Linked DNA regions of Homo sapiens: region 1 is linked to region 2. Evidence: chromatin contacts called from ENCODE Hi-C or POLR2A ChIA-PET data. All regions are on one chromosome and are shown on one strand. The core of a region is the stretch at or near the end of the contact, and the rest is flanking DNA. Distances in the headings are between cores, read along the strand shown. Region 1 has its middle 31 kb from the start of LINC03140. Region 2 has its middle 83 kb from the start of LINC03140.

Region 1 (5,077 bases), core at 1,151-3,650, 52 kb after region 2:
CTGCCTTCTATTTGAAAGTGTGTAAAATTCTTCTTCCAGATATAAACTAAAATCAAAGACTACCTCTGCATGCCATCCCATGAAGCAGTCTGCTGTTGCGATATCAGGTGTGGCTTCCACCACCACTGCCACTATCATCCTACATATTTTTTTTTTTTTTAGACTCTGTCACCCAGAATGGAGTGCAGCGGTGTGATTTTGGCTCACTGCAGCCTCCGCCTCCTGGGTTCAAACAACTATCCTGCCTCAGCTTCCCAAGTAGCTGGGACTATGCCACCATGCCCATGCCACCACACCTGGCTAATTTTTGTATTCTTAGTATTGATGGGGTTTTACCATGTTGGTCAGGCTGGTCTCAAACTCCTGCCTCAAGTGATCTGCCCACCTTGGCCTCCCAAAGTGCTGGGATTACAGGCGTGAGCCATCATGCCCGGCCTTCATCCTACATTTCTCTATTCTTCTTCTGTCTCCTCTTATCAAAATCTGAACTGATCCAGAAATCTTCCAGCCCTTGGTGTGTGTGTGCACATACATACACACACACACACACACATACATATATAGATATGTATGTATTTTCTTGATCTTAGTCCTAATGAAAAACATGTGGAGCATAGCAAGTAATTCCTTCTTATCCTATGAATAGCAATTCAAGGGATGGTTTCCAAGGAATTATTAAAACACACACAAGAATTTACATTATACTCCAGTGGGTAGTAACAAATTGAAAAGTTATCAATGCTTTATAATGTGGGGAAAACTCTGAGTATATAACAATCTTGGGCAGTGAAAAAGAAATAACCCAGATTCCACAGTTTGAACTGCTGACCTTTTTCTGTAGCTGATCAACATTTTTCACCTCACTTAGTTTACTAATTTACTATTTTCTTACGCTAAATTTTGCATCCTTTTGGTATAAAGTGCCAGCATACCCAGAAAATATTTTTGCATTTCACATGCTAGTTAAAATACACCCTCACATAGTTTGTGTCTTTGAAAATAATTTAGTACCCTATGATTAATACACCAGACTCATATAAATATAAATAGACATAAATACACATATATATATGTTTCGTCTTAGTTTCCATCTGAGTTTAACTGAGAAAATCCCCATATAACAAACATATGTACAAGTCCCAGCCAATGATCCATTCTAGACAATGTTAAATAAACCAAATCTGGTTTGGCCAAAGAACTTAGATAGTCCCTTGGAGTTTTCTGCTACATCAGGTGTAACTGAATGTAAAATTTTCTATCTGGAATTTCAGGGGCAATTAAAACTCTTAATAATTCTTTTTCCCTTTGGCTGTACCTTTATTGGTTGGCAATGAATTGGTTGGCTTCTGACCAACATAGGAAAAAAACATACTTTTTTCTCAGAAAACTTGTGATGACAGCTGTCATTTTCCAGCTCTCAGATGCCAATGGGAATTGACCCCAATAGTCATAAGCAATAAATTTCTGTACAGAGAAAATCCTATTAATGGAGGAGCATTTTCCATTAGGAAATTCCTTCTAATAAGAAATAACTAAAAACTACTTACTGTTCTCTTTACAGTGCCCTGTCCCATGACAGGCCCTCATTCCAGGCCCCACCACAGTGATATCTCTATTGTACCACCAGCTCCCCAAAGTGGTGACAGGAGCCCTGGGCCTGAGCTGCAGCAGTGACTCAGCACGCCCCAAATGTCTCCAAGTTTCCAAGGCCACCCCACAGTTGTATAGTAGCTCCAGTCAGGCTCCTGGGGAGGTCTGTCTGACCTCATTACCATGGAGCAAGACAGGATTTTGTAGAACATGCTTTTTTCAGTCTCTTTAAAGAGCACAAGCCAGGACACACAAAGACTAGAAGCTGGTTTCTAGGAAATTTAACCTCTCAAAATATGGGCATCATTGAATGTCCCTGATACAGTCATTCTTCAGCTGCCACTGTCTGAAAACAACATACACAAAAGATGAAAGACAACTTTGAATGACAAGCCCCCGACTCAGGACTAATGATAAGATTATTAAAGTCACACATCAGCCTACCAGAAGCAAAAATTTTCTTCCCTGAAAGAGTTGAGAAGTGTCACTGTCCAGTGAGGCATTTATTTTCAAACTAAATCCAGTTAAGAAGCTGGGCTGCTGGCCATAACTCCTACAGAAACTAACGTATACTTCTGTGCCTCTGACAGCCCGGCCCAGTGATGAGTACACAGTTGTAATTGAATTGCATTTGATGTTGTTTGCACTAACACAGCACCAGACTTCAGGACAAACCACAGCTCTGCAGAGCAGAGTTCTGGCCCACTCTCCCCCCACCTCACCCCCCGTGGCTTGGGTCTGCCCTTGTTGTCCTGACCTGCCGGAGGTTTCATCAGCATTACCTCTGACTCATACTTCGCATTCAAGAGCAAGATGAATTCGCTAGCAATGAGTACCTGGAAGAGGGCCAGACTATTGGTACTAAAGCAGTGCTGGCCCCAACACAGCTCGCTGGGCCAGACGTTGATGGGAAATGGCTGACAGCAGGATAAACAAGCAGCTCCCTTTTTGGTGAGCTTCAGGGGAATCAGGTGGACAGAATCAAGGCTTCAGGTATGCTCTTCAGAGGCTCTGTGGAGTGGTGGGAGGCTGTAAAACAGCACTGGAGATGGTTGTGGTTCTCCCCCAGCAAAAGCACCGGCAGGAAGAAAGGCAGATTGGCAAACAGTGTGGGCCCACAGTGCGAGCCAGGGGAGAAGCCATCAGGTGACACATCAAGCCGTGAGAGGCAGCTGGTCAGGGACCCCTCAGTTCCCCACCGTCCTGCAGAGACATGGGGGGCAGTGTCCGTGCCTCCCTCCCTCACCACCTGAGCTGCTCCACAAGAAATTCTGAGCGCCACTGGGCAAGTAGAGGGAACCAAATGCCTCAAGATGGAGAAGAGTGCAAGGTCTAACTAGCAGTACTGTGGAAGAGCAACACAGACAAGAGGTGTAGAATTAGCTGGGCAGGGTGTATGGGTTCCTTCCGGTGCCTGCATACCTGAGAAGAAGTCATTCGTTGAGCTTAGTTTAGGTTTTAAGGCAGTTTTGGTGTTTGAGGCTTATTTAGCACACATAAGTCCAAGGTAGCATCAGACAGAATTATAAACTTCATGTGACTTTTCAAAACAACCCAGTGAGCCCATTGTTAGCAAATAGCAGTCAGCCGAGATAAGCGGCCATTCTAGGAGCAAAGGCACTTGTGCCAGGAAAACAAGAACAAGCACGAGCAAGAAGCAGGGCAATGCAATCCACAAACACAATTCATGCTTTACAGCTGTGAGACAATGCTTCTTTTGCTTGGACCTCAGGCTCTGCAAACTGCAGCACAGAGGAGGGTAAGTGTGCAGTGGCCCCTAGAGAAGAGTGGTCAGTAATGAAATTGCACCCCACTTTACTTGCCCCTTTGTGTTCCTGGGTCACTGCCAGGCTGTCCCAATCCTGCAACATGTGGAAAGCCAGTGTGTTCAGATGGAATAGTAGGGGATGCAACCTAAAGAGATTACTAGTAAGATTTTCCAGAAAAAGAAAAATAACTATTTTTTAAGCATGAGCAGGGGTGGGGAGGGGTGGGGGGAAGAAAGTTTCTTTGTTTCTCATTGGAAAGCTTTGCAAGCTATTGACTTATTGAGGAAAATCAGGACAATTGGGTACACAGCTTTGACTTCTGGTGATTTCTGACACTTTCCTCGAAAGCCTATCACTCCACACTGAGGGCCCCAGGATTGACTGTTTTACAGAAGCTCTTATGTATTGAGGTCCTGTATGAACTGGACCCATGTAAGATGGGGAGTGGTGACAAACGTTGGCTCAACCTCAATTGTGAGATTATGGTTCAAGGTTATTTTCTTAGAGATAGTGAGTCTTCAGAAAACCTTTGAGTAAAGGCAAATGAAAGGCTTGTGTCTAAAAACAGGCTTCCAAAAGTGGAAATAGGACACAGGAAGTGGAGAGTCGGAAAACAAAACAAAACAGATGAGCTGGAATGAGAAGAGTAGAGAGAGAAGTAGAAAGACAGGGAGAGACTCTGTAAGGAAAGCTGTGAAGGAAAAGGATTGCAGCCTCTTGGCTTTATTTTCAGTTAGTGCCTCATACAATTCACGAGGTGAGGCTCCCACACATTCTGGCCTGTTCTCCCCAATTATGGGGGTGGGGAGGTAAATGAACTACACCCAGACTTCTTGCAGCTGTCACCTCAATATCAGGTATCTGCGAGGTGGGGAGAGAGGTGGGAGGATTGGTAAGGGGCTGTATAATTACTGGGAACTCCAGCCAATGTAACACATGGTTATGTGGGCCTATGTAGTTAGGTTTCACTATCCCTATTGACTGTGCCAGACCCTGAACTAAATACTGGAGTGTCGAGATCAAGAAGGCATGATTCCCGCCCTTAGGAGTGCACCATCAAAGGAGGTGAGGAGTGCATCTCCTCACAGGAGGAGACAGATGAGTAAACTGAACATTTTGATTCAGTACGTTTTGGGATACAGGTAGGAACCAGAGCTGCAGGGCCAGGGGAAGGGGGCACCTCCCCCAAAGGCAAAGGTCCTATCCTCGGTCCCACAGAACAGCTTACAAGACTCCTCCTCAGGTGCAGCTGGTTCGGAGGGTACGGTCGTCTCCAGCTGTCTCCTACATCGTCTCTATTTTCTCACTGGCTCCTTCTAGTCTAGGTCTCTCCAATCCTATACACATCGTTTCCAGCTCTGTTATGCCTTCAGGCTACTGGCTGAGACTTTTTCTTTTACTGCTAAAGCATAGCATACATTTTCCTGCATTTCCTCCCTACCCTCTCATTTTTCACCCACGCCTTGATGTCAAGTTCCTCTCTGTACCACTTTATCATAATCTCCCTCTTGAAGAAGAACCACCAGTGATTTCCTCATCACTAAATCCAATGATCCTCATTGATGTTATTATACAGGGAGCTGACTGGCAACTACCACACTACAAGCTAAAACTCTCCCCTCTTTCACTTTCCCAGGCCTGTCTGCCCTTGTTCTTCCTGCAGTTCTCCTGTGCTTCCTTCATTAGCACCAATTCCCTTTCCCATCTCATAAGTGGGA
Region 2 (4,820 bases), core at 850-3,349:
AAAGCTAAGATTTCTCCAACCTTAGAGGGGATTCCCTTTCTAGAAGCCCCTTGCTTGCTGTGTTGGCAGTTGGAATGCCATATTATACAATATACTCGCTTTATTTAGTCAAGGAGACTGTTGAGGCAGTGTCAAACAGCAGGTACAAGAGCTGCAGGAGCTCTTATTATTCATCACAGTTTGGCAGCCTGATGGGTAAAGACAAGTATTGGTGGGATACTCAGGTCACAAACTTCTTTTTCCCACTGCACTTGCAGGGTATGCATTAGTCAGCTCTGCTACTGTAACAAGCAACCCCAAAATCTCAGTTACAACTACAAATACTTATCCTGGATCTGGAATAAAGAAGACAGGTGCATCAAAACTGGCTTTATGTCTTCTTCATTCCAGATCCAGGCTGAAAGAGCAGTCCATTTTGGGGTATGCCATTCCTATGACAGAGAGAAAACAGCAAGAGAGCTGGTGGAATACAATCACTCTTAAAGATTTGGCACAGATGAGGCATAGTCAAGGTCACCCACAAGGCCTAGTCACTCACGTGCCCAAGCCTGACATCAAAGGTGCAGAAATTGTAGACTCTCCCATAGGAGGTACTCCAAGAGAAGGAGAATAGGGTCTGGAGGCAGGGAACCTAAGGCTGATTTACCCTGACTTCCTAGAACTAAATCAAAAGGAAAAGCCTGACTTTCCACACCCAAGTAACAAAAGGATGAGAGGCTACTGCCTTTGCAACCCCCTTCCCCGCTTTTCCACATGGTAGATGAAAAATTGAAAGTACCTCTGATTGGTCCCCCCTCACAACCAATCAGACTGATCTTGGGCCAAGTCTTCGTTTGCATAGGAGTATAACTCTATAACTTCATTTCAGCCTCTGATTGGTCACTTTCCACAACCAATCAGACGTTTGCATAGGTTGCAACTTTGTAACTTAACTTCAGCCTCTGATTGATTGTTTTCCTTAACCAATTGGGCTGATCGTGGGCCACTACTTCATTTACACAGGATGTACACCAAATAACCAATGAAAAACCTCTAGAGGGTATTTAAATCCCAGAAAATTCTGTAACCAGAGCTCTTGAGCTGCTTGCTCGAGCCTGCTCCCACTCTGTGGAGTGTACTTTCATTTCAATAAATCTGTGCTTCTCTTTTGTTGCTTTGTTTGTGCATTTTTGTCCAATTCTTTGTTCAAAATGCCAAGAACCTGGATACCCTTCACCAGTCACACAAGTCTGTGTAATCTGTCAGAATGGGGAGTGAGTTGCTGGAAACAAAAACACAATCTATGTTCCTTGCTGCAGCCCCTACCCAGTTCTCCAGCCTATTCCTTCAAGCCCCTCCTCTTCAATGCCAGCTCAAGGAGGGTAGTTTGGAGAGCTCCATGGTGAAGGACTGTGCCCAAGAAGTGGGGCTGCAGCAGCTGTTGTTGCCATTCATCCCTGCTTTGTTCTCAGCGGCCTCTAAGTGCAGAAGGCGGAATAAATTGGCAAGAACTGAAGATGAGTTGGAAGGCAAACAAGAGAACTGAGAGCTTTCTCATTAACTAAAGGGGTCATTGAGATAATGCTTGAGGCAAGAGGCAGAGTGACCTTTAGGTACTTGGCTGGAGGGCTGTCCTGAGAGAATGGAATGAAGCTCACCCCTTAAAGCCATCATCCCCTTCAATTAATATTTACTGAGCACTACTAAGACACTGACCCTGTACTCAGAACTGTAAGCTTTCCTGGGTTGGAAAAGGCTCTGACTAATTTGCACATTAAAAAGCACACAGACAGAGGAACCCACCTTTTTTTCCCTTTCCCAGTCACCCTGGGAGAGACCGTCTTCTCTTCTTCATTCATGTGTGGAATCCCAATTAAGCGTAGTAAACAAAGGAAACTTCTTACATTGTGATTTTCCTCCCTCTTCCCTTGTTTTATTTGCAGTCTGGATTTATTGCTCAAGAATTACCTCCTTTAAGCATCATCCCCTATTAGCCAGAGAGATAAAAGCCATAAAGGGAAGGGAACTCCTTCAGTTCTCTTTGCCAGTTGTGAGACAGAGCAGCTGCGTTTACAAGGGGAGTTGACATCTGTTGACTGAGCCGAGCCTGTCCTGCCCCAGCACTGTGCTCATGCTTGGAATGCAAACTGCAGCTATCAGAGACAGCGCCGGGGTTTAATAACTGCTTGAGCCCAGAGCAAATCTACTTGGGCACTAGAAAAGAAATTGTATAGTTTTAAAGCAGATGTATGCTCTTAACGTGGTTGGCTTGTAAAGCAATAAAACTTGGGGTTTTTCCCCCCTTAGCCTATCACAACTCTTAGAATAAACAGTGTACTTAAGACAGGGCGATTCTATCACAATTCCATGTAATATTTAGTCCATATAACAAGATAAAATTTGAATTAGCATCACATATAGAAGGCATTTCATTTTCTCACATACAGTACAATATTAAGCGCAAACAACATATGTCTCCATGGTTATAAACAACAGCGTCATGTTTGCAAAACAGATCCTATATGTAGAACGTCTGTAAATGGGAGAAAATATGGGGCTTTTGTTGGTTAAAATGATGTTAAATATTTCAAGTCGCATGATCTTTATAAGAAACATTTTCAGGGGCCAGGCGCGGTGGCTCACGCCTGTAATCCCAGCACTTTGGGAGGCCGAGGCGGGTGGATCACGAGATCAGGAGATTGAGACCAGCCTGACCAACCCTGATGGGGTTTAGTAGTGAAACCCCATCTCTACTAAAAATACAAAAAACTAGCTGGGTATGGTGGTGCATGCCTGTAATTCCAGCTACTCGGGAAGCTGAGGCAGGAGAATCACTTGAACCCGGGAGGCAAGGGTTGCGGTAAGCCGAGGTCGCTCCACTGCATTCCAGCCTGGGCAACAAGAGCTCTTTCTCTGTGACCTTGAAAAAATCAACTGGTCTGAGCCTCCATTTCTTCACCTGCCAGAATAAGGATGTTGGGCTAGATCAAGGTTTCTTTAGGTGTATTGTGAGGAACATTATTTCTGAGGAAATTAATGGGAGTAATTTTTTAAAAATTATTTTTGGCTGGGCACGGTGGCTCATGCCTCTAATCCAAGCACTTTGGGAGGCCAAAGTGGGTGGATCTCCTGAGGTCAGGAGCTCGAGACCAACCTGGCCAACATGGCAAAACCCCACCCCGTCTCAACTAAAAATACAAAAATTAGCCAGGCGTGGTAGTGGGTGCCTGTAGTCCCAGCTACTCGGGAGACTGAGGCAGGAGAATCTCATGAACCCGGGAGGCGGAGGTTGCAGTGAGCTGAGATCGCGCCACTGCACTCCAGACTCCAAACGGAGTCTTGCTCTGTTATATTTGGAGGGTACAATGCAGATTTCTTACATGCGCACATAGCATACTGTCGGAGTCTGAGCTTTTAGTGTAACTGTCACCCAAATAGTGAATGTAGTACCCAATAGGTACATTTTCAACCCTCACCCCCCTCCTGCCCTCCCACCTTTTGGAGTTTCCAGTGTCGATTATTCCACTCTGTAGGTATGTATGTATGGACATGTGTATTCAAGGAGTAATATTTTTAAAAAGGCATTCCATGGTCAAATAAGTTTAGGAATTGTGACATTAAACAAAATTAAACATATTTCTTTATTCAGAAATTTAGTGTGCTAATAATATTCACCACGATGCTCCAAGAGGGAGGCAGAGTATGCATTTCCCTTATTTATTTTACCAAAAGCTTTTTCTTGTAAAACGGTTCTCAGAACTAGTCCACACACTGGACTTTAAAGACCCTTTAACTTATGACATTCTATGATTCTATTGCCTTTTTATTCTGCTTATCTTTCCAATTTTTCTCACCTATTTCAGGAAAAGACCTACTTGGGCTTTTGAATTCATTCAGAAGGTGAAGTTTAGTTTGTTCCTCATTTCTTTCATCCTTTATTCTTTTTTCTCCTACAAATTTTTTATTTTGAAAAACTTTAAGCCCTCAGAAAAGTTGGAAGAATAGTACAATACGTATATATTCTTCACTTAAATTCAACAATTGTTAACATATTGCCTCAGTTGCTTTCTGTCTCACTCTCTCTACCCATGTGCCTAGACACACATATACATTATATATATATTCTATGTATAATTTTATTGCTGAACTATTTGAAAATAAATTTCAGACATCATGACACTTCATCATTAAATACTTAAAAATGTATCTTCTAAGAACAAGGAAAATTTCCTGGGTAACCTCAAAACCACTACTGCATCTGAGAAATTGAACATTGATTAATATCATCTAATGTATACTCTGTGTTTAAATTTCCCCAATTGACTCTAAAATATCTTTATTTTAGAGTCCATTTAGGGTCCATTAGCTACTCAGCCTCCCGAGTAGCTGGGACTACAGGCGCCCACCACCATGCCAGGCTAATTTTTTGTATTTTTAGTAGAGATGGGGTTTCACCGTGTTAGCCAGGATGGTCTGGATCTCCTGATGTCGTGATCCGCCTGCCTCAGCCTCCCAAAGTGCTGGGATTACAGGCGTAAGCCACCGCGCCTGGCCTCATGACATTTATTTATTTTTATTTTTGAAAAGCCCAGGTCATTTATTTTGTAGAAAGCCTAAGATTTTTAATTTTATGACTGTATGGTTTTTTCCTCATAATTATATTTAGTTCACATATTTTTGGCAGAATATTAATATGTGATATTTTTGTGTACTTCACATCGCACCATAACAGGGGCATGTCATGTCACTTTGTCTCATTATTGGTGGTATTTTGGGTAACAGCTAGGTTAAAATGTTATTTCCTGTAATTCTCTATTGTAAACGTGGGGCCAGGCGTGGTG

What was found. A loop is a pair of places that touch in the nucleus more often than their neighbours do. ChIA-PET counts read pairs that join two places held with the same protein, here RNA polymerase II (POLR2A). Pooled maps may share reads with other maps.
Region 1: a loop to region 2 is called in a map of ovary, with 3 times the contacts of the local background. The contact joins two enhancer-like sites. A Hi-C loop is called at or near these places in 2 of 168 maps with a recorded cell type or tissue (ovary and prostate gland) and 4 of 50 pooled maps. POLR2A ChIA-PET finds 5 or more read pairs at or near these places in 3 of 52 experiments (AG04450, MCF 10A and WTC11).

The regions. Positions count from the first base shown.
Region 1 is chr4:128,598,819-128,603,895 of GRCh38, reverse strand. No RefSeq gene overlaps it. Among named protein-coding and RNA genes, the nearest start is that of LINC03140, 31 kb to the right of the region's middle. Within about 2 kb of position 2,400, at least 24 of the 41 ENCODE cell types and tissues checked have a DNase peak (open chromatin) inside an H3K27ac peak, as active enhancers do; they include prostate gland, where a contact is called at or near this core.
Region 2 is chr4:128,650,939-128,655,758 of GRCh38, reverse strand. No RefSeq gene overlaps it. Among named protein-coding and RNA genes, the nearest start is that of LINC03140, 83 kb to the right of the region's middle. RefSeq lists an enhancer at 2,698-3,197. Within about 2 kb of position 2,099, at least 9 of the 41 ENCODE cell types and tissues checked have a DNase peak (open chromatin) inside an H3K27ac peak, as active enhancers do; they include prostate gland, where a contact is called at or near this core.